Regions from separate parts of the Homo sapiens genome. Here all the other regions are linked to region 3. The links are chromatin loops, found by intact Hi-C in ENCODE. Cell type or tissue: OCI-LY7. All regions are shown on one strand. Region 1 overlaps RNGTT (RNA guanylyltransferase and 5'-phosphatase). Region 2 has its middle 72 kb from the start of CNR1. Region 3 overlaps LOC101928911 (a long non-coding RNA gene).

The links. A loop is a pair of places that touch in the nucleus more often than their neighbours do. Peaks named below come from ENCODE experiments on the same cell type or tissue, not always from the same donor. Only the 100,000 strongest peaks of a DNase experiment are listed, where the experiment ranks them.
Region 1: it touches region 3 in a loop (5-fold over the local background); 2 of 110 quality-filtered maps call a loop at or near these places.
Region 2: it touches region 3 in a loop (9-fold over the local background); 8 of 110 quality-filtered maps call a loop at or near these places.

The regions. Positions count from the first base shown.
Region 1 is chr6:88,611,344-88,613,843 of GRCh38, forward strand. It overlaps RNGTT (RNA guanylyltransferase and 5'-phosphatase), which reads right to left. Exons shown (of 16, transcript NM_003800.5): 16 at 1-1,539. The coding sequence ends at 1,376. Among named protein-coding and RNA genes, the nearest start is that of RNGTT, 350 kb to the right of the region's middle. In OCI-LY7, no CTCF peak of the experiment used is centred here; DNase peaks (open chromatin) are centred at 608, 1,478 and 1,958; H3K4me3 peaks cover 2,500 bases; H3K27ac peaks cover 2,500 bases.
Region 2 is chr6:88,236,871-88,239,370 of GRCh38, forward strand. No RefSeq gene overlaps it. Among named protein-coding and RNA genes, the nearest start is that of CNR1, 72 kb to the left of the region's middle. In OCI-LY7, CTCF peaks have their summits at 1,414 (motif pointing left) and 1,619; a DNase peak (open chromatin) is centred at 1,401.
Region 3 is chr6:87,830,916-87,833,415 of GRCh38, forward strand. All of the region lies in intron 2 of LOC101928911 (a long non-coding RNA gene), which reads left to right. Among named protein-coding and RNA genes, the nearest start is that of AKIRIN2, 130 kb to the left of the region's middle. In OCI-LY7, CTCF peaks have their summits at 1,214 and 1,420; DNase peaks (open chromatin) are centred at 266, 1,216 and 1,546; H3K4me3 peaks cover 1,915 bases; H3K27ac peaks cover 2,304 bases.

The sequences.
Region 1 (2,500 bases), 780 kb after region 3:
CTTGCATATACTTACACAGATATGCATTTACATATACAATTCAGACCATGAAAATTTGTTTTAAATACATTTACTTAAAACATGTACCTCTAAAAATAAATACACTAGCCTCCATTTAGCTAATTCTCAGAGTTCTTTCACAAACCAATTAGAACAGTTTATCAACAATGGCAGACAATCAATTAGCCGCCCTTTAAATCCATTATCTATCAGTAAACATTTTAAAATTCAGATGTATAACAGAAATAACATCCGCAGAATAGAATGTAGATAGAATTCTCGCTTTGAAAATAAATGTCTTGATTTCCTTGATATTTAGTTCCTACAGATGTCTACACTTTGCCTCTGCATTTATCTAGCAGTGGGAGAGCATTTTCTGGTGACAGCATTCTATTCCATGACATTACCTTCTAATCAAAGAAGTTAGCTGGCATTCCCTTTGCTGTTTTGTTCGAGAGAAGGAACACAACATCGTTTGTATTTGATATCACTCCCATAGATCACAGTGAGTTGTGTGTTTTAACGTAATTTACAATGTGCTGATACCACTGAGGTAAAGCAGAAGTAGCCCTGGCATTTAAAAAAAGAAGTCTCCCAGGAGAACAACACATAAAGGACCTGGTGGTGTATGTCCAAGTTCCATGAAGTAACTCAAAACCACTGCCAGAATGGACACACTGGATATCTGATATCATAGTCGAAACAATACAAACAGATGAAAATACTCAAAATACTTCCTTTAGAAACAATGCAATTCACAAAAATGGAGCTTTACTTTTTTCTTTTACATTTCCAAAAAACTTGTTAAAATGATATAAACCAGACCAAGTTGTTTAATATAGTACAACTTAACAACCCTGTCATTTGTTTTTGAATACAGGGATCTCAGAAATGTAGGAAATCCATGGTAAATGATAGCAAGAATGTTTAATGCCATTGCCTGGATTTTTTAAAAGGAAAATTTGCTACAGTTGTAACACAACTTCTAAAAAATACTGTTTTATGGGCTCACAGTTTCCAGATTGTTAACTTTATAAATTAAATGTGAAGCTACCCATATATAAACAAGGCCTCTTTTTCATTGATTTCCATCTTGTTTAAACCTTTGGATATTTCAATCTTCAGATTCCACAAGGTAAGGCTGAGTTTATCAGATAAATAAGATGTTTAAGTCCACGATGTATTGCAGCACTGAGGAAACGAATGCATCAAGTATTTACAGGCTGGCTACGATAACTTTCTTTTTTTAAAAAAAATTCAAATGTGTATCAACATCAAGCCACAGTCGTTTTTCAATTTCTCTGGCTACAAAAATGGGCAACAGCGTTTTTTCCTCATTCCTCTTTCTTCTTAACCCTCAAGTCACAGGCAGGTCTTAGGTTAAAGGGCGTGGTCTTTTGGGAGGTGGTGGTGGCATGAGCTCCGTGTCAGGGTCCAGATGATGTTTTCGCTTCTGTCCTTGAGAAGCTGCAGTACATCTGTCGATGAACTCAAACAGCATCTCCTTGGTGACAGGGTTTGAGATGCTGTTACACACAGCTGTGGACAAAGGGAGACAGGTCTCATGTGAGGGTTAATTAAGGCAGCTGACTCACCACAGGCTTATGAGAAAGGTTTTCATCCCAATATACTAAATACTTTCCATTTTACCCATTTGAGTGATGTGCTTCACATTGAACTATCTCCTCCCTACCCTACACCCAAAATATGTGCTTGTCTAATGGCTACTCTTTACTGCAGTATTAATTTTAAACCAAAACTTTAAATGTTTGGGCTATAAGCATGTCTTCCCCACGGTTTTCTATCCCTCCCAAACCAGTTTTTATGGGATTTTAATCTAACACAACACATTGCACCATAGTCTGTATTCAACTAAAACTTCTACAGAAAACGTGCACTATAGTCCTTCAATCTTTCTCTCAGAAAGAAGTCTACTCTACGAAACATAAAACATGGCACCAGCCACCATTCCTGTTGAATAGGTGGTTTCATTGTAGCTAGCAGACCATATTATCTTCTCTTATCAAAATTTAGTGCCAGTCCTTTTCATTTTATTTACCTATTTGGTCTTAGAAGAAAAGACATTGGCTTAATCATCCTGACTTTTGAAATTAACTCATCTTGTCTGAACATGGATGCTAGTTCCAATGAGAACTCCTAAATGTACAACAGTAACTTTTAAACTGCAAAGCTGAAATTGGCAATTTCAATATTTTCTCATTAGCTTATCATATCATCATCATCATCCTCCTCATCAACTGCACATTCTAAAAGTAAAGTTTGATTAACCTGTTATCTTGGTTTTTACCTTTTTTCAACTCCACTAAAAATGCAATCCAGAACAACAACTGCTACTGGTAGTGGTATACCTTATAAACTTCAATTAATTTGTGTTGTTCCCCATGAAAGAAACTTACTATTCTGAATTCCCAAAGCATTCATATTGTACCCAAAGAACACTCTGAAGAATAGCATAGCAGATTTTGTCTTTTTAAATGGT
Region 2 (2,500 bases), 410 kb after region 3:
TATTAAGTTATTAGATGATTACTGAGCCAAAAGGACATAATATCCATTATGTAAATGTTCAGTCACGGACACTGTGCCCCAACACTTATTAACTCCAAGCTGAATATTGAATGGCATGCATCCAAAACTAAACATGTTCAAACAGACAAGTACTTTGTCTTTAAAAAGCAGGACCATTCGGTCAGTAGTACATTATGTCTTACAAATAAGAGAGCACTTTTTCTTGAACAATGTTAAACACTCTAGCCAGTAAAAGTGAGAGCTGGGGATGAAGCAGATAGTGTGCTGGGAAAGGGAGAGCATTTCACGGCTACCTGTGAAGTTCACATTTTGTCCTGCCTCTATTTGAACAAACATTCTCAAGGTGCAGCACAATTCCACGTGCAGAGGGCTGGTGGCTATACTCTGCAAGTCATTCAAAGATTTAGAAAAGAAATTCTCCTCTTTATAATGTTATGTATAACAGTAAGTGACTTTCGTATAATTCACTGGTTTATCTGTTCATCTTAGCATTTTCAAAAATGAATTCATGACTCTGTAATGCAGCTTTTGTGGGTCTTTGAGTTTTATAAAGTTGGCCTGACAACCTTTTATATATAGTAGCCCACAGAGAGTAAAGAGATTTTTTTTATTTTATCAGTCTTCCTGTGGCTCTGAGGGAGTTCCCCTGTCACATAAAAATTGCCTTTGTTTCTTCAAATGCTGTACAACCCCTAAATGACCAGTGTTGGGAAGACTTTTTGCTCCCATTTCGTACACCCAATGTTTGTCTTCCTTTTCAAGTCCTGGTACATTGTTTAGCATGGGAAAGACGCCCATTAAAGGATTGTTGAATTAACACATGATAAAATAAATCGTTGTATAATATCAATCAGAGTATGTGTTCTGGGCAAGTCTTGAAGCTTAGATCGTGAAACTTAAATAATTTGGTCAGTGTAATCATTTCCAGAGCAATTGAAACCATTTAATCCTTCTGATCTTGGCTTTTTGTGGGAGTGGGGGCAGAGTACATGAGTAAAGTACCAGAGGGAGCTGTTTTTATAATTGTGTTCTTTTACTCTTATGAGGAAACCACTACATAAATGTGAATCTCATAGGGGCAACATATGTTTCTAGAAAATATGCAACAACATGTGAGCTAGCAGGAGAGAGAAGCCATGAGAACTTTCATTTCTCATGGAAGGAGTTGATTAGCAGGCACAGCTAGCTGCTCAACTTTGACTTGTTTCTCACGTTTTCTGGGGAAGAGACTCCTGTCTCTGAGATATAGTCCTAGATCCCTGCTGCCTTGTCCCTTGAAGAAAACTGACTTCTTGTAGTCTGTGGTCAAACTCCTGTGGCATTTTGTCCTGCCTTCTGATGAAGGCTGTCTCTTGAGGCTTTCAGCTGGATCCCCTAGGACTGGCTGCCTCCTACTGGTTTTGCTGAGAACATTCCACTCATCAGCCTCTGCCCAGAAGATTAGTCCTTTACCTGCTGGCCAGCTCTGATCTTTCTAGATAGTAAATTGGCCAGGATAGGAGATACTGACCATTTCAGGAAGAAGTTACATTGTCACTATCTACCTAATTTGGGAAGTAAACTTCACTTGCCATAAACAAATCAGTACTCTTGTCTACTATGCTACATCACCTGGCCACAGTCACTGGATCTTGGCATCTGCTGCTGGGCCTGCCATCTCTCAGTTGGTGGCAGATACTTAGGGGGTCACAGTGAAAAGAATGCTCGCCTCTTCAGGCCCATTTGTATCCTGTCAATCACTCAGAAGAGCAGGGGTGTTGGATTATGTGTTAGGTCTCTCCTTCAAATCTTGCAGGAGACCATAATGACACCACCACTTTCTGGAGACCAGCCTTCCAAAAGCAGTCAGGAGAGAGAAGAATGTAAATGAAAAGTTCCTGGATGCTTAGAGATAAATGACCAATTCAAGAACCAAAGGCCTAAATATTACAAAAACACTGCATAGTAAAAGGAGGAATTTCCTGACCAGTGGCCAATGTCTCTAAAAGGTAGATCTTTAGATGTGAGCCCAGAAGTAAGTAGTATAGATAGGAGAGAAGCAGGGTGAAAATGAAAATAAATCAATGGAAATGAGCACTAAAGGCTGTAGCAACATCAGTCGGAAATAGCGATAGAGACAGTGGGCAGGGCCCTTCTGAACATTGGTAGAAAGAAAGCTAATGCAGGGAGAAGGGGAGTTAGGTGCAACTTGGACGTCTTTGAGGATAGGGCTAGAACCATCTGTTAACTACAGATGGTCCCTGGCTTTTTTCAGCTTTATGATGGGTTTATCAGGGTACTAAATGCATTTTTCACTTTCAATATTTTCCACTTACAATGGGTTTATTTGGATGTAACCCCATCATAAGTTAAGGAGCAGCTGTACAGAGAAAAAGTTGAAAACATATCTCTACCTCACAACATAGAGAAAAATAAATTCCAAATGAACCAAGGACTTTCATGTGAACGACAAAACTTTAAAAATTTTGGAAAAAATACA
Region 3 (2,500 bases):
AAGTGATCCACCTGCTTCAGCCTCCCAAAGTGCTGAGACTACAAGCTTGAGCTGCCGCACCTGGCCCCATTCCCTTTTTACAATACTACTGTTATCACCCTTGTCCATGCAACTATATTTTATTGCCTGTAAGACTACAGTCATTTCCAAAGAAGTTTCCCTGTTTCTACTGTTGTGCTTGTTATGGTACTTCCTCCACACAGCATCCAGAATAATTTTCAAAAATGTAAATCAGATTGCATCACTCCCTTTCTTAATAACCTTTTGCACTGCCCCATGTCCGCGTCCCTGAGCCCATAAAACCCTCTTCTTTGCATTCTTTAGTGCATTATTTCCGCTGTAGTACTGACCTCCTGAAAAGCTCAAGCCTCTTTTATGCTATATGGTTTCTTTCCCACAGATAAAGTAAGAATAAAAATATTTATGGATCTGAAAATTCCTTAAAGTATTTGTTACTGTGCAGGAGGTAGAAAACTTCCTAGGTAACCTCTTCTTCTTTTTTTTTTTTTTGAAACAAAGGCTGGAACTTCAGGGACCAGTGATGTTGTCAGTTTTCTACTATCTGATGAAGGATACTGAAGAGAGTGAAAAAAATAGTATAGACTTGGGGAGAAAGGAATGGATTTGTGGGAGAATAAAATGGGAAAGTAAAACAGAGTGGGGAAGGGGGAGCTAAAAAGAAAAGCACCCAGGATAAATCTTTTCCTTGCTTTATAATTCATATCATAGTAAAATTTTATAAATTTAGTTTCTGTAGAAAAAGGAATAATAAAATGATATTAATTAGGATCATATTCATAATTATACTGTTTCTCTCTGAATTTATATAATCTTTCTGCAAAGAGCTAAAAATGGCTTAAAAAGCTCTAATGATATTATATTATTTAGCAATGTGTCTGTAATAGACATTAATGATACAGTATTAAACCAATCCATAGAGCTTTCTAAAGGTACGGTAGGCTAATATAACACCAGAAACCTAATTGCTGCTCTCAGAATTTAGAATTGAAATTAGCTTAATGATATAAAATTTTTTAATAGGAAAAGCTATCCACAAATAGTTGCTATCATGTAGTTTTTCAGTGTAAAGAAAATTTAAAAAATCAATAAAAACAAAATGATTACTCAGACCTTGTTACATAGATATCGCTGTTAGACGTCCTCCTTTTCTAAGATAACCTATTGTGTGGTTTTCAGAGCCTTTTATAAGTCAGCCACTAGAGAGCAAACTTCTTCTTTTTATCAGGCCGTAGTTTTATTTTTTTTAAAAAATACACACCACGTATATATTGGGAATCTCACAATGACACATTATCTCAGACTGTAAAATCTGATAATATAGCTTCTAGATGCCTGGGGCAGTGGGTGTAGGGGATGAAGTGGGAAATTTTAAGGCCGTTTATATTAAAAACACAAGAAAGAACAAGATAAGATGTTGTAATGTTGAACTACCTTCCTGGAGTGAAAATGAAACCTTCTGCTAATGGAGCATAAAGTCTTACGTTTCATGCCATGTAATAAAATATGATAGGCATTGTTTGGTCTGACAGGTATCTTGGGCCTTTTTCCAGACTAGGGTCTCCAGGGAGCTCAAAGACATGTTACTGTTTCCAGGTGAAATGTAGATAAATTACATTGTCAGCTACCTTTGCTGCCTCCAGTTCCAGAGGCTCCAGTCACACAAAAGAAAGCTGCCAGTTCCAGAACACTCTCATCTATTGGACTAACCCCCAACTATTGACATCCTTTCCAAAGGTCAGGATGGCACCCAAAACATCAATATACAGGCAGATCAATCTGCTAAAGGGTGCCAGGGAACAGAAGGATTTACTGCACATAGAAATTCCAATTTTTCAGGCCCCAGAGTGTCTCAGCCTCCTTTTTGGCCAAGAATGGGAGATACTCAGCTAGGTAAACCACTTTCTCTTCTGGTGGCCTGTTGGCAATTGGCCCCGTTCTCATGACCCTAGAGTCTCATGGCTCACCAAAGTCGTCAGAATCAAGTTTCATCTCTGTTATTTGGGCTTTGGGCTATTTGAAGGTTTATAGTTTAAAATTTGAACTTTTTAGATATTTCAAAAAAACAGTATTGGATTGGTGCAAAAGTAATTGCAGATTTTGCCATTACTTTATACCAACCTAATATTAAGAGCTGTAGGAAGATTATAAAAGATATCCAAGAAGGGAGATTTCAAAACCTTCCAAGGGAACACTTTCCAGGGTTTATTGGCTATTCCGGTTAGATTATTTTTCTTTTCTTTTCTTTTTTTTTTTGTTGAGACAGAGTCTCGTTCTGTCACCTAGGCTGGAGTGCAGTGGCATGATCTTGGCTCACTGCACCCTCTGCCTCCCAGGTTCAAGTGATTCTCCTGCCTCAGACTCCTGAGTAGCTGGGATTACAAGTGCCCACCACCACACCTGGCTACTTTTTGTATTTTTAGTAGAGACGGGGTTTCTCCATCTTGGTCAGGCTGGTCTCAAACTCCTGATCTCAGGTGAT